Regions from separate parts of the Homo sapiens genome. Here regions 2, 3, 4, 5, 6 and 7 are each linked to region 1. Evidence: chromatin loops called from intact Hi-C (ENCODE). Cell type or tissue: heart left ventricle. All regions are shown on one strand.

Region 1 (4,000 bases):
GCTGCAAACCGTCCACAGGAAGCCAGGCTCTAGGAGATCCTGAGAGAGGGAAAATCCAGCAGCTGAGACACTAAGCGGGGCTGGAGGCAGAACCTGGAGCGAGTGTGACCCTGAGGTGTCAGGGAGCGGAAGCCTAAGGTCTCCAGTGGGTGGCTGGTGGGTGCAGCTATTTCAGAGTAGCCTGATCAGCCAGGCTGCTGCTGTCTTTTCCCTGTGTGTGAGCCAGGCTTTTGCTCCCCTGCTGTCCCCCCGCCCCCTTGGCTGCAGTTACCTCTACCCTGTCCTTGCCTCTCCCAGCTGAAGCCTACTTCCTGCCTCACTGCCCCTGCCCCTGCCTCTTGTCCAAGTCGGTGCTGATGGTCATTGCAATAGCGGCACTGGGCTAGCATGAGCCAGGTGCTGGCATGCCATGTTTGCGGCTTAATTTATTCTCTTCAAGGTGGTACTAACATTTGGTTGGGTCTTAGGAAGCATAAGTAACTTGCAAGGGAAACTACACCTCTGACAACTGAGAGGTGCTGGAGCTGAGATTCCAAGGCAAGTCTTCCTTCCAGCCTGGCCACTTTCCATTCTGCCCTGTTGTGCTTCAAGATCGAGCCTTCCAGGGAGCTCCACCCCAGGGCCATTGGAATTAGGATGTGGCATGCCGAGCTGGTGGCAGAGACTCTAAAATCATAGCCAGGGAAGGTACCTGGAGGTCCTGTGGAGAGAGACTCTACTTCTGTGTGTGTGTGTGTGTGTATGTGTGTGTCTGTCTGTCTCTCTGTCTCCCAGGCTGGAGTGCAATGGTGCAAACTGCAACCTCTGCCTCCTGGGTTCAAGTGATTCTCCTGCCTCAGCCTCCCAAGTAGCTGGGATTACAGGCACCTGCCACCACACCCGGCTAATTTTTTTACTTTTAGTAAAGACAGAGTTTCACTATGTTGGCCAGGGTGGTCTTGAACTCCTGATCTCAAGTAATCCTCCTGCCTCGGCCTGCCAAAGTGCTGGGATTGTAGGCATGTGCCACTACACCTGGCCTTGTTTTGCTTTTTTTTTTTTTTTTTTTTTTTAACACATAGTTTAATCCTTTAGTTAACAAGTATTTCTTGTGCTCTAGTCTTCACAGAATTCTGTGGTGAACAAGACCTGCTGTCATTTGAGAGAGGCTCTCTCGGACTAAGGATGTGTGATACAGGCTCAGGGTACTAAGCCCCATGGCATCACCCAGAGGGAGGTCGTGGGACCCAGGCCCACCTGTGGGAGCTCAGAGCCTGCTGGTGGCAGCTGCAAGCCACCCCAAAGATAGGAGAGGTCATAGTGGCTGTGGTGGCCGGTGATGCCCACCTGGAGGCCATGTGAGCTGTGGCTGGGACTCCCTTGTCTAATCTCCCCCATATTTCTGGATTTGGCCTCCACATTGAGGAATCTCTTACTACTCAGGATCCCTGAAATACATCTGTTGCCTTCCTGCCTGAGCCCTCTCACTTCTTCCCCTTTCCCGTTTATCCATGACCCTCCCCTTAACTGTCACTCATAACCTCTGTCTGATTCACACCACTGCACTCTCTCTGCCATTCCTTCAAAGATCAAGCAGTTTCCTTCTGTTAAACAAAATGTATGGGAGGCCATTATTTGGACTGACCTCCTGCATTAGGGTCCAACAGACCCATCCAAAATGGAGTCACTCACACTAAGGTTCCGCACCACGAAACCAAAAACGAAGCTGTTTACTTGGATCTGAGCTTCTGAGAAATCAGGAGAGAGTTGATAGTCATATCCCATTAGGCTAACAAGATCCTCAATAAGGAAAGTAACTTTGAAACGGCCAATCTGCATCTTATTTCTTGTTTTGGCTTTCTTCAGCCTTTTCTGCCTATAAGCTCAGCCCTTAGCTCAGCTCATGGGAGTTCCTTTTTATTTTGTAGACTGGATACTGCCCAGTTCATGAATTGCTAATAAAGGCAAACTAGACCTTTACAGCTCAATTTATTGAAATTTTGTTATTTGATACGTCCCACAATTTAACAATTGCACCTGATTTCACATATCCATTAATCAACAAAGGAGATGCATATTTCTTGCTTATTATATGTCCAGCACTGCCCTAGGTCCTGGTTTTGGGGTGAGGTGGGAGGAAGGATCGATTAAAATAAATGCAGGAACCTGCTCTGCTCTTAAGGGTCCCCAAAGAGGAGAGCAGTGGGCTGAGTTGCAAAGTGGTTTCTCTAGGACCAGGAGCTGTGGAGATCCACAGGGATCCCAGCCACAGAGTCCCCAGCAAGGCAGGCTTGGGGTAGGAGCTTGCTGAAGGGTGTTGGTTTTTTCTTGGACACTTCTGTCCTGGTCCGACCCACCAGCAGCTGCCTGCATGGGACGACAGTGCCCCCTGGTGGTCAATTCCGGGAACTCTCCAGCAGCTGTTTTGTAAAGCCCAGAGGATTAAGCTCCCTCAAGAACTTCTATTTTTGGTTCCCAGTATTTCCATAATGAAATGCTAACAGAAGCAGCCAAATGGCTTCCCAAAGGACCTGAAAGCTGCACTGCCGAACTCCTGTGTTCTCCAGCTCTCTGCTTCCCAGGGGTCAGATCTGCTGTTGGTTCTCAGGGGCAGTTCTCTGTTCCATACGGTTTAATTAAAGGGTCCCAGGGAGAGCAACTATATGTTTGCCTTGCCGAGTCTGACCTCAGGCTGTGTGCACATTCAGAGTGACGTGTTGGAAAGAACACTGGATCCAGGATCAGGAGGCTCATCCCACGCCAGCCGCTAAGTAGCTGTGAGATAATAATTTCAATAATAGCTACATTTTATTCAGTATTTACTCTGAGCCAGACATTGCACCAAGAGCTTCACATACATTGTTGACTTTGATCCTCACAACAAGCCTGTGAGATTGATACTGCTGTCATCTCCAGAAATCGAGGCAGAGAGAAGTCAAGTAACTTGGCCAAGATCATACAGTATGTGGCAGAGTTAGGACTTGAGTTCATGTTTCTGGGCATCCACTATGCTACACTGAACTGTGGAACTCAAAGAATCGGAAACTAGTGGTAGTGTCCAGACACTGATGTTTTTAAATGTTCCCCAGGTGATGGTGATGTGGAGCCACCTTTGTAATCTATAGGGTCCCACCAGCTATAACACTCAATGAGCCCCATGCCTTCCAAGAAGCAGAGGTGAAGTTGGGATGAGGGGAGAAGCCTGGGTTCAGGCCCTAATCTCCATGGATGTACAGGGCTGAACAGAGTCACAAGCACAGCAGAAACACCATGATGGCAGAGCAGTCATCCTGCCTGCTGTCCTCTTTATCTGGAGATGGTTTGTAGGACAGGAGAGCAATTGCCTTCCACAACATTCCTCAGAGTTCGTTATGTCGCATACACCCCAATCTACAGATCCATCACCTGTCCATTTATCTCAATGCCTCTAGAGCCATTTTCTATTTTTTAATAGATTCATTTGACAAACACTTGAGACTTATGATGTGCCAGGCCCTGAGTCTGCAGGGGTGGAAGAAGCTGGCATGGCCCCACTCTTGTGAGTTGGCAATCTAGAGGAGGAGATAGACAGACAGCACATTTTGGAAAAAAAAAAAGCACACTGTGACACATGCTCTGAACGACACAGCAATGCACAGTGGTGGAAAACAATAGGAGAGCAGAGGGACCTAATAAGACAGAATGAGCTGGGATTAAGCAGAGACCAGAAGAATGTGTTTAGTGTGTGCCTCCTGTTGGTAAATGAGCTCTGTTGTGTTCACTACACACTGGGCAGTTTGGTGCAGAGCTTGCTTTTCCCTGGGCCTCTACTGGAGTCCCCTCCAGGAGACATGGGGTGGCTGCTGTTGACATTTTCTCCCTGAAAGCCCAGGTATCTCTCCAGAGATGGAGAACTCTGAGCTTCCTTTTTACAGAAAGGACTCAAACTGGTGGCTGTTTGGGGATGGGACGATGATGGGTGATGTTTGAGGCCGGAGTTTCAGAATCAGAAAAGTCTCTGTAGTCAAGGCCTTGAGGTTTG
Region 2 (4,000 bases), 140 kb before region 1:
CATAAGAGTTATTTAGCCTTCTCAGAATTCCATCCTCTAGTTTTCTAGTCCTTTAGCTGAGGCCTTAGACATCATGGAGCAGAGATAAGCTATCCCTGTTCTATCCTTTCTGAATCCCTGACACAAAGAAATTGAGAAAGGTAGTTTTTTTTTGTTGTTGTTGTTTTTTTAAGATGGGTTCTTAAAAAACCCATCTTAAACTCCAGTACTGTTGTCCAGGCTGGAGTGCATGATCACAGCTTATTGCAGCCTCAACCCTCTGGCCTCAAGCAGTCCTCCCACTTCAGCCTCCAAGTAGCTGGAACTACAGGTGTGTGCCACCAAGCCTATTTTTTTTTTTTTTTTTGAGATGGTGTCTCGCTGTGATGCCCAGGGTGAAGTGCAGTGGCTCAAGTCTCAGCTCACTGCAAACTCCACTTCCCGGGTTCAAGCGATTATCCTGCCTCAGTCTCCTGAGTAGCTGGGACTACAGGCACGTGCCACCATGCCTGGCTAATTTTTTTTTTTGTATTTTAGTAGAGATGAGGTTTCACCATATTGGCCAGGTTGGTCTCAACTCCTGACTTGAAGTGATCCGCCCACCTCAGCCTCCCGAAGTGTTGGGATTACAGGCATGAGCCACTGTGCCCAGCCAAGTGTAGCTAAATTTTAAATTTTTCGTAGAGACAAGTTCTTGCTGTGTTGCCCAAGTTGGTCTTCAACTCCTGGGCTCAAGCAGTTCTCCTGCCTCAGCCTCCCAAAGTGTTGGGATTACAGGCATAAGCCACCACGCCCAGCCTAATAATTGTTTTAAGCCACAGAATTTTGGGATAATTTGTTACTAAGAATAGAAAATGAATACCCCAGGCATCATTATGCTTATGTTATGATTTGGCTTGTTTTATAACTTTTCCTATGGGAACACATAATCAGAATATTCTAATATAGTATATGGGGAATAGTTTCTCATCCTGAATTAATAAATTAGTATTTATTACTGTCTTATGAGCTTGGAGAATTTGTATTTGTATTATGTATGATTTTTAAAAACATACCTGAGTTTGTAAGGCAGAGGAATAGACTCAGACATTGAAAATTCATCATGAACACTATGCTTCTTGGGAAACTGGACTTACTGTCTATTGAGAGTGTACTAACATCCCTGTGTGGTTGAGAATGAGGTTTCATTTTCCATGACATTTCTGTAGTCAGATATATATTACACAGAGTTATAACACCCAAACTTGTCTTAAAGACCTCTTAATTTAGTTGTACAGTCTTCCTAAGTAGGTTTCATAAATCGACATTAAAGAACATAATGTAAAACTTCTTTGCAACATTTTCCTAAAGATTCTAATTTACTTCGAAAAATTCTCACAAAGTTTGCTAATATTGAATGAGTCATTGAAATAAGCCAGGCTATATACTCAACTATGTAGATTTTATTATTTCTCTGATATTTTAATTTTATGTAAATATGAAGTATACATACAAGTACATCTCATTGTATTGTGCTTCACTGTATTGCATTTCCCAGATATTGTGTGTTTTATTTTTTTAAAACAAATGGAAGGTTTTTGGCAAACCTGCATTGAGCAAGTCTGTTGGTCCCATTTTTCCAATAGCATGTGCTCGCTTTGTGTCTCTGTGTCACATTTTGGAGATTCTCTCAATATATATCTGTTATGATCGCCTCCAATTAGTGATCTTTAATGTTACTATTGTAATTGTTTTGGGGCATCATGAACCATAGCCATATAAGATGTCACACTTAATCAGTAGGTGTTGTTTGTGTTCTGATGGCTCCACCAACTGGCCATTTCCTGGTCTTTCTTCCTCTCCTTGGGCCTCCCTATTCCCTGAGACACAACAAAATTGAGATTAGGCCAATTAAATACCTCTGCAATGGCTGCTAAGTGTTGAAGTGAAAGGAAGAGTCTCACACCTCACTTTAAATCAGAAGCTAGAAATGATTAAGCTTAGTGAGGAAGGCATGTTGAAAGCTGTGATTGGCCAAAAGCTAGGCCTCTTGTACCAAACAGCCAAGTTGTGAATGCAAAGGAAGAGCTCTTGAAGGACATTAAAAGTGCTACTCCAGTGACCGCATGAATGATAGGAAAGCAAAACAGCCTTATTGTTGATTTGGAGAAAGTTTGAGTGGTCTGAATAGAAGATCAAACAGCCATAACATTTCCTTAAGCCAAAGCCTAATCCAGAACATGTCTAAAAATGCCCTTCCTGAACCTCTGTACTTAATTGATAGTTGACTAGTTACAGAGTTCTAGACTGGCATTAGAATTCTAATAGGATAGCCCCATTATCTTCTGGCATGACTTCTGCTGATAAGAAATTCCATGGATATTTAACCTTTGTGGGTGACTTTTTTTTTTTTTTTTTTTTTTTTTTAATCTGAAAGCTTTTATTCTTCTCTCCTGGGCATCTGAATTTTCAGTAATGTGCTAAATTATCCCTTTGGGATCATGTATTTCTCTGTATTTGGTTTTATGTCATGTTGCAGTCTCTGGCGATCCTTTATTTTCCATTAATATGTATGGATAAACAAAAAATTACTGTAAGAGTTGGTTGGGGCTTATTGATTATCTGGTTTTGTTTAGAGTAATTGGTTAGGGATCTAGTTACATGCTGGAATGTAGGAACCTCCTCTGGCACTGTTCAGTTTCTTTAGGGAAGAACCTTCTAATTTTCTTTTGTCTGAAGCGTGAATGCTTGACTGTCTTTTGGAGTGGGATGGTAGACTCTTCAGCAAGTCCAGACTTTTATTTAATCCCCCATTTCAGTTCATGTCTTAATCCTTTCCACTGTTTCACTAGATATTTCTTAATCTTGAACTAATCTGAAGTTCTGTAGGACCCTTGCCTGTATTCCCCCTTTTTATTCTAGGACTTGACTTCCTCTTAGTTTTGCCAGTTACCACTTCTCTACCTACTTTGAGTTTTCGCTGAAATTTGTTGAAGTCTCTTGCCTATGGGCCTATTTTTCTGTTCTCTGTTATTGTGGGTTTTTATCTCTTTTTTTTGGTGGGGGGTCTACTCTCATTTTAGAGGGAAGGGGAGAAAAACAAAATTGCCATTTTTAACTGATATGTACTGTGAATCTCTAATGGGTAACGATTTAGAATACAGCTTTTAAAGGAACATTTGATATTTCAAAAACAGTATTCTCATACCCAGCTTCAGTACAAATTTGCTTTATGATCTTGGGCATGCTGTGTAGTGTGGGATCCTGAAGTACTTCACATACTGTAAAGCAGTGGTTTTCAAACTCGTTTTCACTGCAGACTATAGTGAGAAACACATTTTACTTCATAACTTACATACTTCCATGACATAATATCCTTACGTGCAATACACTCTGATTTTTTTTTTTTAAACTCTTGATTGTGACCCACTAACTTGATCTTACTGCCCACCAATGGCGTGCAACCTACACTTTGAAAAACAGTATACTAGAGCAGTATTTCTTAAAAGTGTGAGCCAGGGCCAGGTTCAGTGGCTTACGCCTGTAATCCCAGCATTTTAGGAGGCCGAGGCAGGCGGATCACAAAGTCAGGAGTTCGAGACCAGTCTGGCCAAGATGGTGAAACCTCGTCTCTACTAAAAATACAAAAATTAGCTGAGTGTGGTGGTGGGCGCCTGTAGTCCCAGCTACTTGGGAGGCTGAGGCAGGAGAATCGCTTGAACCTGGGAGGCAGAGGTTGCAGTGAGCTGAGACTCAATCTCAAAAAAAAAATTAAAAAAAAAAGTGTGAGCCAAATATATTTTCAAGTTGAGTATTGAAAAAGACGTAAGAATTTGGGAAAAACCTAGCGGGGCTTTTGTGAGTTTTAAAAGGTATGTTAATAATCCTCCAAAGATGAAATTGTGCCTTTCCCTAGAGTTATCTTGAGTCACCCTTGGCCCTTGGCTTGAGGCCATGCAGGGATTTTTACAGTGTTGAGAATTATCTTTAGTGAGATCAAGTGGCAGTCATAATAAATTGAAGTACAGTTTAAAATGTGCTT
Region 3 (4,000 bases), 380 kb before region 1:
TCTATAGATCTTTCAAAAACACTTTGAATTCCATAACCAATCCTCAGAGTTACCCAGTTTCCACTAAAGTAAAAAGTGCTGATAAACAAGAAATCTCAAGTACAGAACTTGTTTTATTTTATTTATAGATAGATGTAGATATAGATATAAATTTTTTTTTTTTTTTGAGACGGAGTTTCACTCTGTTGCCCAGGCTGGAGTGCAGTGGTTCGATCTCGGCTCACTGCACCCTCCGCCTCCTGGGTTCAAGCAATTCTCCTGCCTCAGCCTCCCAAGTAGCTGGGATTACAGGCGCCCGCCACCATGCCTGGCTAATTTTTGTATTTTTAGTAAAGGCAGGGTTTCACCTTGTTGGTCAGGCTGGTCTCGAACTCCTGACCTCATGATCCACCCACCTCAGCCTCCCAAAGTGCTGGGATTACAGGCGTGAGCCACCATGCCCGGCCCAGAACTTGTCATTTTAGCTGAGATCTTACAGAATTTTCCAAAGATCACCCCAAGCAATCTTATTAGGACTTTAGTATCGGTGGCAGCATCATAGTCTGCATTTCTGATACTTTGCACTGGGTCTAGTTTTCTCTAAACAGGAGCAATAGTATTTAGAAAAGGGAAGAGGTGTTTCTTTTGCTATTTTCCTTAATGGAATCTGAGCTTGGAGAGCTGCTAATTTAGTTAGTCAAATAAAATAGACTTTTCAACATCTTTCCTTGAAAGATAAAGCGTGATCCTGATTATATTATCAGATGTACAAGAGCTCTTTCTATATAATTTTTGCTACAGTGTGGCACTGAAAAGGTCCTTGAGTTTAGTGTCCTGCTGTCCAACACTTCGCTAATAATTTAGTAAACCTTTTCTATGCTTCTATTTAATTTCATTTGCGCAGATGGATAGATAGGTAGATAGGTTAATAGATCGATTTATTCCTTAAAAATTGAATGACAGCTGGCCATGGTGGCTCACACCTATAAACCCAAGCCGAGGCTGGCAGATCACTTGAGCCCAGGAGTTCGAGACCAGCCTGGGCAACATGGTGAAACCTCATCTTGACAAAAAGATGCAAAAAATTAGCTGGATGTGGTGGCATGCACCTGTAGTCCTGCTACTTGGAAGGCTGAGGTAGGAGGATTGTTTGAGCCTGGGAGGTTTGAGTCTTCAGTGAGCCATGATCTTGCCACTGCACTCCAGCCTGGGTGACAGAGTAAGACCCTGTCTCAAAAAAAAAAAACTGAATGACAACTGTGTGTGTGTGTGTGTGTAACGTCTTGTAATTACTTGTCCTTTTCAAAACTTCTGAATCGATCTTGGATTCGATACTTGATCTACCATGCTTTGTATTATGGTGTTTATATGTTCATAAGGATGACTTGGTTGGAAGTACTTGAAAAGCCCAGATCACCAAAGCAAGATTAAATTGAGCTCATTAAAGCCAACATACATTTTAGGAGGATTTTTAGCAAGGTTTAAACATTTACAGTGCATATCATACCAGCCTTTCTTAGACCAGCAGAGGGCAATAAATACTTACAGGTGTAGTGGGAAATTCAGGCTAGAGTTTTCCATTCATAGTTGAGAGTTGAGGAAGATTAAAAATTACAGTTTTAGAACAATGTTCAGAATAAAGGAGCTTGTTTATTTTGCAGTGATAATAGGTGTATACAAATTGATTCATATCCTGCCTCACTTTCACAGTAAAAATGTCTGATGTGAGGAGTATTTGCTATGCCTGCATAGCTTTTTCCTTTAAAGCTATAAATACAAAGTTCTTTTCCAGCTTTATTCTAGAAAATGGAAGAGATTCCTGTGAGCACTTATGGGAAGCTGTTAAGTCCCCTACTAATACTTTTCTCTCTGGAGTGTGATTGTTTTTTCCTGCCTAAAGGTATCCTTAAATTCTCCAATAATTGAGATTTTTCTCTTGTATTTCCTAGTAGTGTTCTGATGTCAGAGGCCTCAGGTTTTGACCTTCTTAGGATAGAAGAACCTGTTAAGAACATATGCTAGATTGGGTTACCTGCCCTTTTGCCATTGAGAGTGAGAAGGCTAAACCTAATCTAGTGCCTTACATATAAACAGTTTACTCCACTAGCTCTTCCACCATTCAGTCTACTCAAAGTGCTGGATTAAAATGATTCTCACATCCCACATAAGCTATTAGTAAGTTTTAACCAGAACTCAAATGATACTTTTCACTGATTTTTTTTTTCCTTTTCATGGAACAAATGTTTGAGGATCTACTCTGTTCAAAGCACTATAAAGTCTAGTGAGGAAAAAGTAAGATATAAAATTTATCCTCAAGAGGCCTGAAGTCTAAGGGGAAATTAGATGAATATATTATGCAGTGGAAAAAATCCTACCCTGGGCTGGAGAGAGAGGGTCTTATAAAGGCATTTTACTGCAAGTTGGACATTGGCTGGATTCTTTTTTTAAGGAATGTTTTCCCTCCAATTTTTTTCTCTTGATATTGCCATTTTCGTACCAAGTACTCAGACTGAGTTCATGAGATTGGATCTAATATAAAGCTTCCTTCTAGGGTTTTGTTTTTCTGCCAATGTCTAGTTCCCTTGTATTTGATGGATAAAGCTAGATCATCTGCTTCAATAGGCAATACAGTGATAAAACTTGTTAGAATATATATGCTGTCTATATCCATTTGACCACTAGAAATAACAAGAGCCAAGTAATTTGGTTTTTTTCCTCTGGCAGTGGCTATTTTCAATGGACACCAGAACTCTACCTTTTATGTAAAATCCAGCCTTAGTCCAGATGACCAGTTTTTAGTCAGTGGCTCAAGTGATGAAGCTGCCTACATATGGAAGGTAAGTTGCTAAACTTCACCCACAAGTGTTAGACTGAAGTATTCTTGCAAATATTTGTTCTGTCCAATATGAGATAAGTTTAATGTAACCACGTGCTATACTATTCCTGCATCAGATATTTAGTAAAGGTTGCTCTTGGCTCTTAATATAGCTGAAACCTTACTCTACTACAGAATGTATGACACTTTCAGGGCCATAGCTTGTCAGAAATTGACAATTTGTATCCTCTGTTTCAAAAATTATTAGGAAATTGAGAATTCAGAGGGTGATAAGAACCTTAACTACTTTGTCCTGCATCCTGGAAAACATGCTATACTGACTTTCTGCCCTATGTTTTCAAACTCTCGTTCAGAATACAGTATTTTGATCCCTAGGATCCTGTGCTTGAATCACCCATGGAGCCTTGCACAAAACAGAAACTCAAAAATATTTTTATGATTAATTTATTCTTTATTCTCTCCTTACAAGTAGCTGATCTTCAGGCCACTAAAGTAGATATGGCTGCTTTATCAGATTTTTATATATTTAATAGCATTATTTACTAATCTTTTTTTTTTTTTTTTTTATTGAGATGGAGTCTCACTCTGTCGCACAGGCTGGAGTGCAGTGGCACGATCTTGGCTCACTGCAAGCTCCGCCTCCCAGGTTCACGCCATTCTCCTGCCTCAGCCTCCCGAATAACTGGGACTACAGGTGCCTGCCACCACGCCCGGCTAATTTCTTTTGTATTTTTAGTAGAGACGGGGTTTCACCATGTTAGCCAGGATGGTCTCGATCTCCTGACCTCGTGATCCGCCCAACTTGGCCTCCCAAAGTGCTGGGATTACAGGCATGAGCCACCATGCCTGGCCAATAATCTTTTAAATAACTTTTTTAATAACAGTAGTTCTAAAGTGTCTACTGTAAGCTAAGAAATTTAAAGCTGTCCATTTGAAGTCCAGTGGAGAAAATAAAAATGTTAGACAACAGGTAGCACTTGCTTATTACTGAAAAATGTCTCTTGAAGGAATAATTAATTATGGAAATGTTCTGGGAATTCAGAGAATGATCATTAAGGCATTGTTTACCCATGACTAAGAATTAATTATCTTCTAGATTTCCCTGTAACTTCATAAATGTCTTTGACATTGGTGAATTGAATGATTAGAGTTCACATATTTTGGGTTTTAAAGTCATAATGTCTA
Region 4 (4,000 bases), 88 kb before region 1:
CCTCCAGTCCTCTGCTCTTTTCCCCATCTACGATGCTTTCCTCCTGTCTAGGTTTACTCATCCTTCAAAGTCTCAGAGCTTTCCCTGACCACTAAGCTAAAACCCTTTCTGGACTTCAGCAGAGCTATTTATCCTATGAATGCCCTTCACAGTTCCTTATGGTCTGGAATCAATAATTTAAAACAATAGGATTGTTCTCTCACTAACTCTTGAAGGCAGAGTTGTAACTCTTTAAGGCAGAGTTCTTATCTTGGATTTCTGACTTCCACAACCTGGTAAGAATACTTTTTTTTTTTTTTTTTTTTTGAGATGGAGTCTCACTGTCGCCAGGCTGGAGTGCAGTGGCGCGATCTCAGTTCACTGCAACCTCCGCCTCCCGGGTTCAATCTATTCTCCTGCCTCAGCCTCCCGAGTAGCTGAGACTACAGGCACATGCCACCACGGCCGGCTAATTTTTTGTATTTTTAGTAGAGACGGGGTTTCACCATGTTGGCCAGGATGGTCTCGATCTTATGACCTCGTGATCCGCCTGCCTCAGCCTCCCAAATAAAATACTTCTAAGCTCAATTTAGCAGGGTGACCTTAGTATGCATTTCATTGTTCACATATGAAAATGGTGATACCACCACTTGACTGCTGTGAAGCTGAGTAAAGCATGCCTCGGGTACTGGGCTCCACTTGGCCCATAATAGGTACCTCATACTGAATATAGTAGGTTAAAAAATGTTTTATCACACATTACACAACGAGCTGCAAGCCCTTCTCCCCAGTCTTGATTCAATAAGCCTCTGCACATCCCTCTTCATACAAAGCCTTGCCAGTCCATAATTAATAGTGGTAGTGGGTGATAGCAGAGCAAGCACATCCGTATCACAGAATCCCCACCTGGGGGTGGAAGCTTACACGTTTGGGTCTCAGCTATGAAACAGTTTCCTGTAAGCCATGATCACATCAGGATATATTATGATGACATGAATGCCAATCAATACTAGATTTAGGCCTGGCTCTGGTGGACGGTGTGTCTTAAATGTTCCTTTAGCAAAGCTGTCCAATTATTCCTCCCCTTCCAAGATCATGAGTCAGAATTTGACGTTAGAGGAGGTGGAGCCAGATGGCTAAAGAGAACCCTCCAGCGATAGTCCTCTGCAGCAACACCAAACTCAGCTATCCATGTAAGAAAGTATCTACACAAGAGCCAAAAAACCAGGTGAGAGATCACAGTATCTGGTTTAGTATAATAACAGGAAAAGACACACTGAAGAAGAGTAGAAAGGAGGGTCTCACGCTGCCTACACACCCCTCCCCCAACCTTAGGCAGTGCAGCAGAGAGAATCTGTGAGCTTGGGAGAGGGAAGTGAGTCTGGAACTTGCATTGGAACTTCACAAGGGAAAACAGCACCAGGCAGAATTCTGAGGCCCTGATTCCAGGCTAGAGCCCGTGAAAAGAGTATTAGGCCCACCCCAGATCAGAGGGGCATCTACCACCCCAGTGGGAGGAAACCAAGTCTGGGCCCACTTTACAATAGACTAAAGTGGCCTTAGGCCCCAAATAATTTCAGTGGCAGCCAGGCCATAGCAACCACAGCTCTGATACTGCACTGGTCTGGGAGTCTGTGGGTTTGGGGTGTGATCCAGCATGACACCAGCTGCCTCAACTCCAGGCAGTGCAGCATGGTGGAACACTCCTGCTTGGGCAAAGGAGAGGGAAGAGTATGAGGGACTTTGCCTTGGAACCTAGTACCAGCCCTGCCACAGCACCAGGAAGAATCCCGAATCCCCTAATTATAGGCTATTGCTCCCAAATGGCACTTCTAAACCCACCCTGGCCAAAAGGCAATCGGCCACCCTAGCAGGATGGACCCAAACCCCAGCCAGCTTCACCACTGGCTGACTAAAGTGGCCTTAAGCAAACCCCAGTATTGCATTGGTTTAGGAGGGACCCAGGGTGGTGCCAGCTGTGACAGCCATGGGAGTACCTGCCTTACCCCTCCCCAACTCCAGGCAACTCAGAGCAGAGAGACTCCTTCCCCTTGAGGGAAAGATAAGGGACTTTGCCTGGGAACCCCCAGGGCATTCTCTCTGATCCTCCCCAAGTACATCAGGGCTGGATATCTAGAAGTCTACAAGATAGTCACAGTGTAACTTGGCTTAGACTGCCCTCTAGTGCTGAAACAGCTGCAGTGACTGACTACACGCTTAGGGAACTCATCATCAGTCACCTTTCAATTTGTAGAAAATCTCCTGAAGATAGATGGGTATAAACAAGGGCAGACTGTGAAGACTGAAATAAACACCTAAATCTTCAATGCCCATAGACAGACGTACACAAGCACCAGAAAAGTTCAGAGAAATACAATCTCATCAAACAGACTAAGGTGCCAGTGACCAATCCGGGAGAGAGAGATGTGTGACCACTCAGGGAATTCAAAATAGATGTTCTGAGGAAACTCCAGGAACTTCAATGAAACACAAAGACTCAATTCAGAAATTTATCAAAGAAATTCAACAGAGATTAAAATAATTTTTAAAAATTCAAATAAAAATCCTAGAGCTGAAAAGTACAATTAACAGACTGAAAAATGCATCAGAGTGCCTCACAGAATTGATCAAGCAGAAGAATTAGTGAGCTTAAAGACAAATTATATGAAAATACACAAATAAAAAAAAAAGAATGAAGAACACTCACAAGGTCTAGAAAATAGCCTCAAAAGGGTAAATCAAGAGTCAATGGCCTTGGCCGGGTGCGGTGGCTCATGCCTGTAATCCCAGCACTTTGGGAGGCCGAGGCGGGCGGATCACAAGGTCATGAGATCAAGACCATCCTGGCTAACACGGTGAAACCCTGTCTCTACCAAAAATACAAAAAATTAGCCGGGCGTGGTGGCGGGTGCCTGCAGTCCCAGCTACTCGGGAGGCTGAGGTAGGAGAATGGTGTGAACCCGGGAGCTTGCAGTGAGCTGAGATTGGGCCACTGCACTCCAGCCTGGGTGACAGGGTGAGACTCCGTCTCAAAAAAAAAAAAAAAGAGGCAAAACAAAAATATAAATAGATATAATAAAAAGTCAAAATGTGAGGAGTATGGAGTTGAAGTGTAGTTTTAAAAGTTTTTTGTTTCTTTGTGATCAAAGTTAAGTTGTCCTCAATTTAAAATAACTTGTTTTAACTGCAAGATGTTTTTTATAAGCCTTATGGTAACCATAAAGCAAAAACCTATAATGGATATAATAAAAATAAAAAGTAAGGAATTTAAAGAGATAATCATTTATCCACAAAGACAGTAAGAAGAATGAAGTTACAAAACCAAAAAACAAAAAACGAAATAGCCGTAGTAAGTCCTTCTCTATCAGTAATAATATTGAATGTAAATGGACCAAATTCTTAAGACACAGTTGCTGAATTTATTAAAAAACAAGACCCAACGGTATGCTGCCATACAGCGTATAGTTCACCTGTAAAGATACACAGATTGAAAGTGAAGAGACAGGCCAGGCGTGATGGCTTATGCCTATAATCCCAGCACTTTGGGAGGCCAAGGTGGGCAGATTGCTTGAGATCAGGAGTTTGAGACCAGCCTGGTCAACATGGCAAAACCCTGTCTCTACTAAAAATACAAAAATGAGCCAGGTGTGGTGGCGCATGCCTGTAATCTCAGCTACTTGGGAGCCTGAGGCAGCAGAATCACTTGAACCCGGGAGGTGGAGGTTGCAGTGAGCCAAGATCATGCCACTGCACTCCAGCCTGGGCAAGAGAGCAAGACTCCATCTCAGAAAAAAAAAAAAAAAAAGTGAAGGGATAGAAAAAGACATCCCACACAAATGTAAATAAAAAAACAGGTTTAACTATACCTGTAACAGATAAAATAGACTTCAAGTCAAAAACTGGAAAAAGAGACAAATATCATTATGTAATGATGAGGGAGTCAATTCAACAAGAAGATACAACAACTGTAAATATGTATGCATCCAGTATCATCAAAGAAACCACATATATAAAGCAAATA
Region 5 (4,000 bases), 440 kb before region 1:
TGCTAGGATAAATAGGGGTATGACACGTGTATTAACCCTATGGGAGCTCTTGGGCTCCCATAATGACTGTTGTAAGGATAAATAGGGTTAATACACATGACTTATGGTATAAGAGACTGGAAAACCAGGGCTTTGTAGTCTATGGTAAGGAATCTGGATTTGATTCTAAATGCAACTGGAAGACACTGGAGGGACATTAGCAGAGAGTTCCAGAGCTCCTAATAATATTAGCCTCTCTCACACAGAGCAGTCTTCCCTACACTAATCATGCCCCCCATAAGTATGCTTTGGTGAATGATGGACCACATGACAGACGGTGGTCCCATACGATTATAATGGAGCTGAAAAATTCCTAGTAACTTCATAGACCCTGTAGTCATTGTAACACCACAGTGCAATATATTACCTTTTCTACCTCAGATATACAAATCATTTTGTTACAATTGCCTATGGGTATTCAGCACAGTTACATGTTGTATAGGCTTAGAGCCTAGGAACAATAGGCTATACCATACAGCCTAAGTGTACAGTTGGCTATACCATTTAGGTTTATTTAAGTACACTCTATGAAGTTCAAACAACAAAACTGCCTAAGGACCCATTTCTCACACAGGATCCCCATTGTTAAGCAATGCAAGACTATATCTGCATGGCTCACTCCTTTCTCTCCTTCATGTCTCACTCAAGTATCACCTCATCAGAGACTGTCTCTGATCAATATATACAAAAAAGTCCCTTCTCTGATCAATATATATAAAATAGATAAGTCCCTTCTCTCAACCCACCAACGACTTACTTTTGAGACTCTCTATCCTTCTTCTCTCACTTTTTCACCATAGCACCAGAAATGTCATAGGCACATTTGTCTATCCCCACACACCCCACCCCTGACTAGAGTGTAGGTTAGATGGGGGTAAGGACTTTGTTTTGCTCATTCCTGTATCCTCAGCATTTAGAACAGTTTGGGCAAATAGAAGATACTTAATAAATATTATTTGAATGTATGGTGACTAGCAAATAATAAGTACTTAATTAGTGTTAGCAACTATTATAAATCTAATTAAGTCACTTCATAATACTAAATGAAGAATACATACCTTGAATCATTTCACTGATTTTGTTACAGATTCCTACAGCAAAATCCCTTTGGAAAAAGAGAACAGAGAACAGAAAAAACTTACATTTGCTTATATTTTCTAAGGACTTAAAAGAAATAAAACACAATTAGCGCAGAAGAAATACAATATTCCAAACTGCAACTAATATTCCAAGGTCAGGTGCTCGGGTTAGGGGAGGTGGTAAGAAACACAACTAAAACAAAAACTCCAGCACCAAATGGGCTATGCCAACACTGCTCTAAAGCAGCTCACTTAGGCCATTACCACAATACAGTGTTATTTTTTCATAACACTAACAAGCATCTGAAATTATTTTGTGTTTATATAACAACAGGGCCTGACCTTTTTCACTCCTATATTTCTGGAACTTAGAAAAGTGTCTGAACATGGTGGATATTCAGTAAGTATTTCTTTAATAACCATATAAAGACTTCTCATAACAACTTAGAATTTAAAAATCTGTTACAGACCTTTAGGGCTAAGAAACTTCAAACTAGGAGACTGCAGGTTTTTTGTGTGTAATAATATTTTTAAAATTCTTTTTAAAATAACATTTTAAAAATTCTTAATGTCAACATTTAAATATAGTGAGCCCAAATAGAATAATTTGGTTTTTCAGATTATCCCCTCTCCTTTGCCAAAAACCTGAGCACTGGGCATCCATTCCTGCACTGTTAACAATAGGCTGGTGCCATGGGGCACTTTAGATGGAGTGGACGTGCTTCAGTTCACCACAGTTGCCACTAGGGGACACTGCTCTCACTGACAATGTTCACCTGGCCCCTGAAAGCGTGTGAGTTTGTAACTCCTGCTTTGCCACCCAGGGACTAGCAATTTAGAATAAAACAAATGTGGTTATGGTAGGAGATTGGGGGGGGAGGGGGCGGAGAACAGGATTAAATAAATTCTAAAGGTCTTATTTGGCTTGGCTTGTTACTCTGATTTAATATCCAAAACTGATCAATACAGATACTAGAAAAAAAATCCATCAGTACTGACGAAGATATGTGATCTCAAGCCAGGTCATTATTTCCGGGAGAAGATATGAACACTGATATCAAAAATATAAGTCTTGTCAGCTGGCCACAGTAGCTCACACCTGTAATCCCAGCAATTTGGGATTGCTGAGGTGAGAGGATCACTTGAGTCCAGAAGTTCGAGGCTGCAGTGAGCCATGATTGCGCCACTGCATTCCAGCCTAGGTGACAGAGATTCATTTGGTATTTTTTAATAAATTAGAAGTACATCATATTGAAGCATGGTATATTAAAAACTGTTTCTACATAAACTGCTAATTTAGATGTTTAATCATCATTTCCACAAGTGAAGAATCTTGCTGTTTCTCTTACTTGGTCTTAATCATTTTCCAAAACCAGTAATTTTGCAGAGTGAAATAAAATTAGCTTCTAATAAGAACACAAGAGAAAAACTGAACTAAAAGTGATTCTCATATATAAAATTTAATCACTAAACTACAAATTTATCATCCAAATTTAGAAACTAAATTTAGAAACTAAATTTAGAAAACTATTTTTGGAAGCACTGGAAGTATATATTTAATCTGACAGACTATGAAGCACTGACACCTTGGCAGTGGTAATCAGATGGTAATTATTCCCTAGGCACAACTCCTAATCAATAAAAGTACAGTCATGTGCAGCATAACAACGTTTTGGTCAACAACACACTACATACTGACAGTGGCCTCAAGAGATTATAACAGAGCTGAAAAATTCATATTGGCCAGAGATGTCTTGATGTCTGACCCTGTGTAGGTCTAGGTTAATGTATGTGTCTCTGTGTCTTTTCTTTGAGGGGTCTCACTATGTTGCCTAGGCTGGTCTTGAACTCCTGAGCTCAAGTGATACCCCGGCCTCAGCCTCCCAAATAGCTGGAATTACAGGTGTGAGACACTGTGCCCAGCTATGTCTTAATTTTAACAAAAAAAGCTTATAGAATAAGGATATAAAGAAAGTATGTTTATACAGCTGTATGTTTGTATTTTAAGCTAAGTGTTATTACAAAAGAGTCAAAAAGTTAAAAGAAATTAAGACTTTACAAAGTTAAAAAGTTATAGCAAGGTAAGGTTAATTTATTGTTGAAGGAAGAAAAACTTCAAAAATAAATTTAGTGAAGCCTAAGTGTACAGTGTTTAGGAAGTCTACAGTAATATACAGTAATGTCCTAGGCTTTCACATTCATTTATCACTCACTCACTGATCACCCAGAGCAAATTCCAGTCCTGCAAGCTCCATTCATGGTAAGTGCCCTATACAGGAATACCATTTTTATCTTTTATGCCATATTTTTACTGAGCCTTTTCTATGTTTAGATATACATATACTTACCACTGTGTTCCAACTGCCTACAGTATTCAGTACAGAAACATGCTGTACAGGTTTACAGCCTGGGGCAACAGGCTATACCATATAACCTAGGTGTATAGTAGGTTATACCATCTAGATTTGTGTAAGTCCTCTACAATGTTTGCACAATGATGAAATTTCCTAACAATGCATTTCTCAGAATGTAACCTCATAGTTAAGAGACGTGTGACTGAAATTTTTAAAAGTCCTCTCAATACCAACGACTCTCTCAATGAGGGAAAAAAATGCTTATTTTCAAAGGCACAAATAGGAACTGTACTTATTCAGGTATTTCTGATCATCAATTACTGCTGCATCTATTAATTTTGATCTGTGAAATTAAAAATTATATGCTTTCTATTATCTACTTTTTCAGTAAGAATTCCTGGAACTCTGAAGGTTTGATAAGAATAGCTGAAGGGGCCGGGCACACTGGCTCACGCCTGTAATTCCAGCACTTTGGGAGGCCAAGGCAGGTGGATCACCTGAGGTCAGGAGTTCAAGACGAGCCTGGCC
Region 6 (4,000 bases), 330 kb after region 1:
TTATGCTTTCCACTTTCTTACTAAGCCATTTTAATCAGTTTCATATGATTCTACCAGTTCGGTAGATTATAAGGTATACAATACTATAATGTATACTATTATAAATGGGATGCAATTTATAATAGGGTTATTATTATACAATATATCCTTATAAACTACTAGTCATGTATTGTTTTGGTTATATAGTTTATACAGCCCCTTATGTGGCTTGGTTATACTACCACCTAGATAAGTAGGCAAGACATTCTGTAATATTTAGTGCAGAGCTGGAATTCACGCCTAAAGCATCAGGCGGCAAATCCAGAATTCGTCATTTTACTAATAATGAAACTGATGCTTGAAGAAGTCAGGTGACTTGGCCAAAGATATAAAGCTAATAACTGTAGGCTAATTTTGCTCTCCTTAAGGAACTGATGCTATTCTAAGCTTGTTAACATTATGAAAATGCATAATGAAAAAACTCAAAATTTATCCAAAAGACAGATTCTAATTCTTTTGCTTACTTTTGAAGTCTGAATCATATGATACAGAAGATTCTTCCACTAATACTACATAATCAGAACAGTGAAAGTAAAATCACATTTCAAAGGGTCATTAACTAAGTGTGTTTTCCCTACGATAAAACGGTAACCAAGTTTCTTTAGAGGGAAATTAACTGTATCTAAAAAGTAATACTTGAGTATATCATAATACCACAAGTTTCAATTACTGTTTTTTTGTTATTCAAAACCAAAACAAGTATATGTCAACCACTGCATATTGGCAACTACCCCTTTTTAGTGAACCATGAAAACTGAGGAGTGTTAGGTCCTAGGTCAATTTTTAATGTCAAACACAATAAGTGATGTGATTTTAGTCAACTTCAGAGTAGCTTTATGCTTATACTTCCCCCCCTCTCAGTTTATCCCATTAGCTTAGGATATTTGGGGAAGGTGGAGGAACATATTAAAGAGTAGTTCAGAATTCAACAAAGTACTCAAAGCTTTAAGTATAAATATCCCATATAAATAAATCCGGGATTTAACTGTTTTATCCTAACAGTTTAGAAATGTCATTTTAAGTGCCAAAAGGAAATTCCAAAAGGACTCTTAGAAAAACTGTTATAAATTTTTAAATGTGAGAATACAGTCATTTGAAAATATACATAATCCACATTTTTAGCAATGCTAGTTCTGCTGCTGGATTTACATAAATTTGTTTGTGTCAAGTTTATTTCTCCCTGTTGTATGGGATACATATAAATGGAAACAAAACTGAGTTCAAAGGCATAATGAGTATACTTATTTCTTCTTAAATTCAATATATTTTTATTTGATTTTAGAAATAATGAGAAACCAATGATGGTTACTGCACCAGGTGTGACACTATGAGAGAATGCTTTAATAGTATAGCTTTGGCTGTAATGCAAAGAATAGATAGTACAATGACAGAGATAGGAGGGTATTAGAAGTTAGAGATGGGTATGTGTTATAATAGTCTGGGTCAGGCAAGAACTTTATAAAAGCTCAGATTCCGGGGTAACACCCCTGGAATTCTGAGTCAATGGGTGTAAAGCTAGTCCTCTTAATTCTAGATGAAATGCTAAACATGAATGACTGGTAGGAAGTTAAAGCATCAAAGGGAGAATATCCTTGATGCTGACCCTTTTAGAAGAATATCAGAAACCCATAAAAATTATAAGCAGATGCTTCATTTTTACCACAAATGGATACTGACTCACCTGGATCAGGGTCATATTTTAGGTCCAGTGGATGTACAACAGGGTGGTACTGCTTCTAAACATAACATAAATTAAAACAGATTTAATCACTTAATGCTTCATATAAACATCTCTTTCAGCTAATATGGGAGATATACTATAGAGTCAGTACCATTCTTTTGAGGAAAAAAAATTAAATCCTACTGTCTGTAGGGAAGAGGAGGTGAGAAGGTAAAACCAAACTAAGTCTGAATTATGTCTTTTACAGTACTGCCACCTGCTGCATATACTAAGAAGTGGCACCATAAAAAAGTATAATCAGAAAAAGCAATCAAGCAAATTAAAAGCATAGAAACTGAATTTTATGTTTAAAGTACAGGGTAGTCTCCAATTATGAAGGGACTGTGTTTCAAAAGTTCATTCAGGACAAGTGTTTAGAACTCAAAATGCATATTTCCATGAAAACTCAGTTCTAAAAGGTGGCGAGGCTACATTACCACCACACTAAGCCTATATATCCTGCGACACACTGAAATTATAGTAGCAGAATTACTGGCACAGAATCTACAATGCAGGCAAAAAGAAAGAGGAAATTGCTCTTCCTTATTCTTGCCCAAAGCCAGCAGAAGCCAAAAAGGTTAAAAGAAAGAAAACAAGAAGAAAAAAAGGTCTTCAGCCAGCTGTGGTGACTCACACTTGTAATTGCAGCACTTTGGGAGGCCCAGGCAGGAGAATGTCTTTTGCTCAGGAGTCTGAGACCAGTCTGAGCAACAAGGAGGGAAGAAGGGAGGAAAGACGCAGGGCAGGGCAGGGCAGGAAAAAATTTTGAAAAGGTCTTTGGTATCCTCACCTTATCTATTTTGCATTACTTTTTAAACTACCACAGCAGTACCTCACCTAGGCCAGCCATCTTTCTTTTCTGCAATATTGATTACTAGTTTTGGGGGTTTAGGGGTAGTGGGGCAGTAACAAGGGCAACACTGAAAAATACACTTTCAATGTTTTTCCTGAAAAAAACTTTCAAGTGGGAGGGGTGGGGGAAGTGATGGAATGCGGTATTTGAGAACTGCTATAAAGAAAATTAAAAATTCTGCTCATGAATACTGTTTTTCACAGAATAACTAAAATGTTTTAGATACAATATTAAGCCGGGCATATAATGACCTGAAACAATCCTGAAACTGAGGCAACTAGAAGATTTATATGTGAACATTTATGTACTAATTTCAAAAACTAAAGGCAATAGTATAGCACAATCTAAACACAACATGTACCTCACTGGAGGGACAATGCTATTCCCAGCAAACCTCCCCTCCCCACCAAGGGAAGATTTGGGTCCAATTTTCTTGTGGATTTCCTATTTTTTATTTATTCTAGTCCTAATAAATCTGAAAAGATGAGGGTGTGATATGGTTGGTCATTGATATCTATAGTAATTATAAGAAGGAAGTCTACGGCTCTGCTTGTCTAAAAAGCTCGTGCTGAAGGAGCTGAATTCCTGGTCTTGTCACCCAGATGTTCATGATTTTTGCAGCAAAACAAATTACACCCAATTCATAAAGCAAATTTCAGTGTTATGAACAGGTACTAAAACAATCTTCATCATCAATTTAACTAAATGGTCTTCCAAAATATACAAACATACAAATATATGCCAAAAAAAAACAACAAACAGAAAGAAAAGTGTTAAAAGAAAAGCTTCTTTTTCCATCCTTGTCTCAGAATCATAAAGTCATTGTCAGTCTTCCATCACCAATTTCAATTTTAACCACTCACTATAACTTTCATTTTTTTCATTTTTGAACCAGTGTGTTCAAAACACAGTATAGTATGACTATACTATGTCATAGTACAACTTAGAAGAGTAAAGTCTTACAAGAGACAAACAATACTAATTGAGGCAGGAAAGAAAAAGACAACAAAATGTCACTTATCTCCACGTAGAGCCTTATATTTTAATGTTTTTATTGTGGTAAAATATACTATAACATTTTAAAGGCAAATCATCTTACCAGAATTTCTTGTTTTGCTTTTATGGTTTTGATGACACATTCCAGGATCTTTCTGGGATACTGCTTACGTTTTGTGGCTATATCTACTATGATTTCATCAAACTGATCTTCAAGTACTTTGATGTCAGAATCTATTTGAGAAAAAAAAATGTATATATAAAAAGTTCCCTAAAACTCATTGTTTACATTCTGTATGGAAATGTGCTATAAACTAAATTTAGAAAACACAAAATAATGAAGGAAAACAAATATGGCAAGTTAATGAATGCCCCCACTTTGGTGATTAATT
Region 7 (4,000 bases), 390 kb before region 1:
AAATTGCAATGAGCCAAGATAGCACCACTGCACTCCACCCTGGTTGACACAGTGAGACTCAGTCTCAAAAAAAAAAAAAAAAAATCAAGATGGAGTATAAAGACTTAAATGTAAGACCTGAAACAATAGAACTACTAGAAGAAAACATAGGGAAAACACTTCAGGATATTGGTTTAGGCAAAGATTTTATGGCTGGCCAAGAACTCAAAAGCACAGACAACAAGAACAAATAGATAAACTAGACTATACTAAACTAAAAAGCTTCTGCATGCCAAAACTTTTTGAATGGGAAGTATTTGCAAACTATTTATCTGATAAGGGAATAATATGTAGAATGTATACAAGGAACTCGAACAACTCAACAGTAGAAAAGACAAAATATTAAAAAGTAGGCAAACACAGACTGGGCAATGTGCCAAAACTGTCTCTACAAAGAAATACAAAAAAATTAACTGGGCATGGTGGTGTACTACTGTAGTCCCAGCTACTTGGTGGGGCTGAGATGAGAGGATCACTGAGCCCTGAGCGGTGATTACATCGCTGTACTCCAGCCTGAGTGATAGAGTGAGATCCTGTCTCAAAAAAAAAAAAAAAGTAGGCAAAGACCATGAATAGACATTTCGCGAAAGAAGACATACAAATGGCCAACAGGTATGTGAAAAACTGCTCAACATGACTAATAACCACAGTGAGATATCATCTTAACCCAGTTAGAATGGCTATTATTAAACAAAACATGCTGGCAAGGATGTGGAGAAAAGAGAACTCTTGTACACTGTTGGTGGAAATGTAAATTAGTCCAGTCACTATGGAAAACAGTAAGATTTCTCAAAAAAAAAAAAACAAATAGAATTACCATTGATCTAGCAGTCTCATTATTGGGTATTGATTCAAAGACAAACAGTATATCAAAGGAATAACTGCAGTCACATTGTTGCAGCACTATTCACAATAGCCAAGATATGGAATCAACCTGTCTATTAACGAACAAATAGAGTTTTTAAAAATGTAGTATATACACAATTGAATACTATTTGGCCATAAGGAAATGTCATTCACATCAACATTATGTTAAACAAGCCAGGCACAAAAGATAAATTTCACATGTTCCCATTTATATGTGGGTGCTAAAACAGTATCATGGAGGTAGAGAGTAGAATGATAAATAACCAGAGGCTGGAAAGTGAGTGGGTGTGAGGGGGGAATGAAGAAAGGTTGCTTGATGGATACAAGCATAAAGTTAGATAGAAGGTGTAAGTTCCATTGTTCGATACCTGACTATTGTCACCTTACAAATTATTGTATATTTCAAGCAGCTAGAAGAGAGAACTTAAAATGTTCCCAGCACATAGAAATGATGAATACAAGGTGATGGATACCCCAGATACCCTGACTTGATCATAACACATTCTATGCAGGCATCAAAATATCACATATACCCCATAAATATGTAAAATACTATGTATCAGTAAGAAAAATTGCATGTTTTCATTCAGTTTCCACAGAGCCCTCAGGTAGCTGTTTTTGTGTTTTATCCCATGTACAACTAATGCAAGTGGATTAGTTTAAGTGCTCACTCTTTCACACAGGAAGCAGGGTTTTTTTCTGGCTTAATTTTAAAGAATAAAACATTACAGATAAATTGAAGTTCTCCTATAGTGCCTTTTCCAATCCCATTGCATCCCAGGCAACCTCTTTAACAAACTTCATATGGATCTGGTCCATATTTTTATACTGAGCCAATACAGTTTAGAGGTTTGGAGTGTAAGCTCTGGATTCATACTGCCAGGAATACCTTTACAAGTTACTTATCCTCTCTGTGCCTCTCTTGGTACTTACCTAATAAGGTTGATAGCAAGGATTGAGATAATTTTTATAAAACACGCGGGATAGTAGCTAACATTTAGAATAAGAAGCACTCTGTATTTTGACTCTTGATTGTTATTCTTATTACAACTGTACTATATATTTTATATGGGTTTTAAAAAATTTACAGAGGGGTGATTCTATGAAGTTTTGGTTCAACATTAGCATCTCAAGCTCTTCATAATCCTTTTTCCTATTTGTTATTGAGCCATATATTTTTAAATGTTTGATCTCCAGTGACAGATACAGTACCTAGCACATAATAGATAGTCTACAAAATGTAAACTGAAATATATGTGTCATTGACTGGTTTTGTTAACCTCTTAATAATCTGTTTATTTCCCCACAGCTGTATTCTGTACGGGTGGAAGAGATGGCAACATTATGGTCTGGGATACCAGGTGCAACAAAAAAGGTTATCTAGATCTATTTTAATTTTGAGAGATTTGGGATTACCCTGTACTTAATTTTGAGTGAAAGAGTTAGTGATTTCATCTGATTACCACCAGGGGGCATGTACTCATAATTTCCCATTTCTGCTCACTGTTCCAGATCTCAGGATCTTCACTGAGTGTCCTGAGTGATAAATACATGAGTGTCACTGTTACAAGTATTACACTCATGTATTTATCTCATATTGTCTTCTGAATTATAATGCCATTTACCCACATTATTGATGGACTTAAAAATATTAATACGCAGCCTCACTGGTAAATGTCTTTATTTTGGTTTTTAAGAATTTTTTTTATTTTATTATTATTATTTTTTTTTTTTTTGAGATGGAGTCTCTGTCACCCAGGCTGGAGTGCAGTGGCGTGAACTTGGCTCACTGCACTCCCCACCCGCTGGGTTCCAGCAATTCCTCTAGCTCAGCCTCCTGAGTAGCTGGGATTACAGCCACCCGCCACCATGCCTGGCTAATTTTTGTATTTTTTTAATAGAAATGGGGTTTCACTATGTTGGCCAGGCTGGTCTCAAACTCCTGACCTCAAGTGATCTGCCCACCCTGGCCTCCCAAAGTGCTGAAATTACAGGCGTGAGTCACCAGGCCCAGCCTGATTTTAAAGAATTAGATTGAATTAAACATAAGCTCATGGTTGTCTCATGATGCTATTAAGCAGACGATGATTATCTCACTGTTCACTTTTAGTTAATTTATTAAAATTTTTTTTTGTGTCTGCATTTTAAAAAATTGGTAACATAGTTCTACATATTTTCAGGGGTATATGTGATATCTTGATACATATATAGAACATGAAATGATCAAATCAGGATAATTGGGATATCCATCACCTCAAACATTTATCTTTTCTTTGTGTTGGGAACATTACAATTCTTCTCTTCTGGTTTTTTGTTTCTTGTTTTTTTTTTTTTTGGAGACGGAGTCTCACTCTGTCACCCAGGCTGGAGTGCAGTGGCGTGATCTCATCTCGCTGCAACCTCCGCCTCCTGGGTTCAAGTAATTCTCCTACCTCAGCCTCTCAAGTAGCTGGGATTACAGGTGCATGCCACCACTCCCAGCTAGTTATGTATTTTTAGTACAGACAGGATTTCACCATGTTGGCCAGGCTGATCTGGAACTCCTGACCTCAGGCAATCTGCCTGCCTCAGCCTCCCATTCTTCTAGCTATTTTGAAATAAATAATAAAATTATTTAGAAAAATTTTAATAAACCTTATTTTGTAGAGCAGTTTTAGGTTCACAGCAAAACTGAGCAGAAAGTACAGAGAGTTCCCATATAGCCCCTGCCCTGCCCACACACAGACTTCCCCACTGACAACATCCTGTGCCTGAGTGGTACATTTGTTATAATCAGTTAACCTATGTCAACACATGCTGTCACTCAGAGTTTATAATTTACATCAGTGTTATATATTCTTAGTATTACACATTCTGTGGATATTGACAAATGTGTAATGACGTGCGTCCACCATTGTAGCATCATACACAATAGTTTCACTACTCTAGAAATCCTCTGTGCTCCAGTTATTCATCCCTACCTCCCTCTAAGCCCTGGCAACCACTGATCTTATTACTTCCCCCAGTCACATTTCCTCCATGTCATTTTATGGCTTTATCAAGCTCATTTCTTTCCAGTGCTGAATAATATTCCATTGTCTGGATGAACCAAAGT

Evidence for each region. Hi-C counts contacts between places; a loop is a spot of excess contacts. Peaks named below come from ENCODE experiments on the same cell type or tissue, not always from the same donor. Only the 100,000 strongest peaks of a DNase experiment are listed, where the experiment ranks them.
Region 2: it touches region 1 in a loop (2.5-fold over the local background); 10 of 110 quality-filtered maps call a loop at or near these places.
Region 3: it touches region 1 in a loop (12-fold over the local background); 103 of 110 quality-filtered maps call a loop at or near these places.
Region 4: a loop joins it to region 1, with 13 times the contacts of the local background. A loop is called at or near these places in 71 of 110 quality-filtered maps.
Region 5: it touches region 1 in a loop (6-fold over the local background); 19 of 110 quality-filtered maps call a loop at or near these places.
Region 6: it touches region 1 in a loop (5-fold over the local background); 26 of 110 quality-filtered maps call a loop at or near these places.
Region 7: a loop joins it to region 1, with 10 times the contacts of the local background. A loop is called at or near these places in 105 of 110 quality-filtered maps.

What each region holds. Positions count from the first base shown.
Region 1 is chr1:212,453,693-212,457,692 of GRCh38, forward strand. No RefSeq gene overlaps it. Among named protein-coding and RNA genes, the nearest start is that of LINC02771, 17 kb to the right of the region's middle. RefSeq lists an enhancer at 1-88. In heart left ventricle, a CTCF peak has its summit at 2,370 (motif pointing left); a DNase peak (open chromatin) is centred at 2,349; H3K27ac peaks cover 526 bases.
Region 2 is chr1:212,314,229-212,318,228 of GRCh38, forward strand. All of the region lies in intron 1 of PPP2R5A (protein phosphatase 2 regulatory subunit B'alpha), which reads left to right. Among named protein-coding and RNA genes, the nearest start is that of PPP2R5A, 31 kb to the left of the region's middle. RefSeq lists enhancers at 1,529-2,282, 1,875-1,944. In heart left ventricle, a CTCF peak has its summit at 1,768 (motif pointing left); no DNase peak of the experiment used is centred here.
Region 3 is chr1:212,069,398-212,073,397 of GRCh38, forward strand. DTL (denticleless E3 ubiquitin protein ligase adapter) reads left to right here. Exons shown (of 15, transcript NM_016448.4): 11 at 2,704-2,816. Among named protein-coding and RNA genes, the nearest start is that of MIR3122, 6.2 kb to the right of the region's middle. In heart left ventricle, a CTCF peak has its summit at 1,508 (motif pointing right); no DNase peak of the experiment used is centred here.
Region 4 is chr1:212,366,016-212,370,015 of GRCh38, forward strand. All of the region lies in intron 7 of PACC1 (proton activated chloride channel 1), which reads right to left. Among named protein-coding and RNA genes, the nearest start is that of SNORA16B, 15 kb to the left of the region's middle. RefSeq lists enhancers at 1,090-1,675, 1,676-2,259. In heart left ventricle, CTCF peaks have their summits at 2,164 (motif pointing left) and 2,363; no DNase peak of the experiment used is centred here.
Region 5 is chr1:212,010,278-212,014,277 of GRCh38, forward strand. It overlaps INTS7 (integrator complex subunit 7), which reads right to left. Exons shown (of 20, transcript NM_015434.4): 5 at 1,098-1,144. Among named protein-coding and RNA genes, the nearest start is that of INTS7, 23 kb to the right of the region's middle. In heart left ventricle, a CTCF peak has its summit at 1,861 (motif pointing right); no DNase peak of the experiment used is centred here.
Region 6 is chr1:212,780,652-212,784,651 of GRCh38, forward strand. NSL1 (NSL1 component of MIS12 kinetochore complex) reads right to left here. Exons shown (of 6, transcript NM_015471.4): 3 at 3,712-3,842; 4 at 1,721-1,775. Among named protein-coding and RNA genes, the nearest start is that of NSL1, 9.1 kb to the right of the region's middle. In heart left ventricle, a CTCF peak has its summit at 1,976 (motif pointing left); no DNase peak of the experiment used is centred here.
Region 7 is chr1:212,060,669-212,064,668 of GRCh38, forward strand. DTL (denticleless E3 ubiquitin protein ligase adapter) reads left to right here. Exons shown (of 15, transcript NM_016448.4): 6 at 2,216-2,281. Among named protein-coding and RNA genes, the nearest start is that of MIR3122, 15 kb to the right of the region's middle. In heart left ventricle, CTCF peaks have their summits at 2,355 (motif pointing right) and 2,564; no DNase peak of the experiment used is centred here.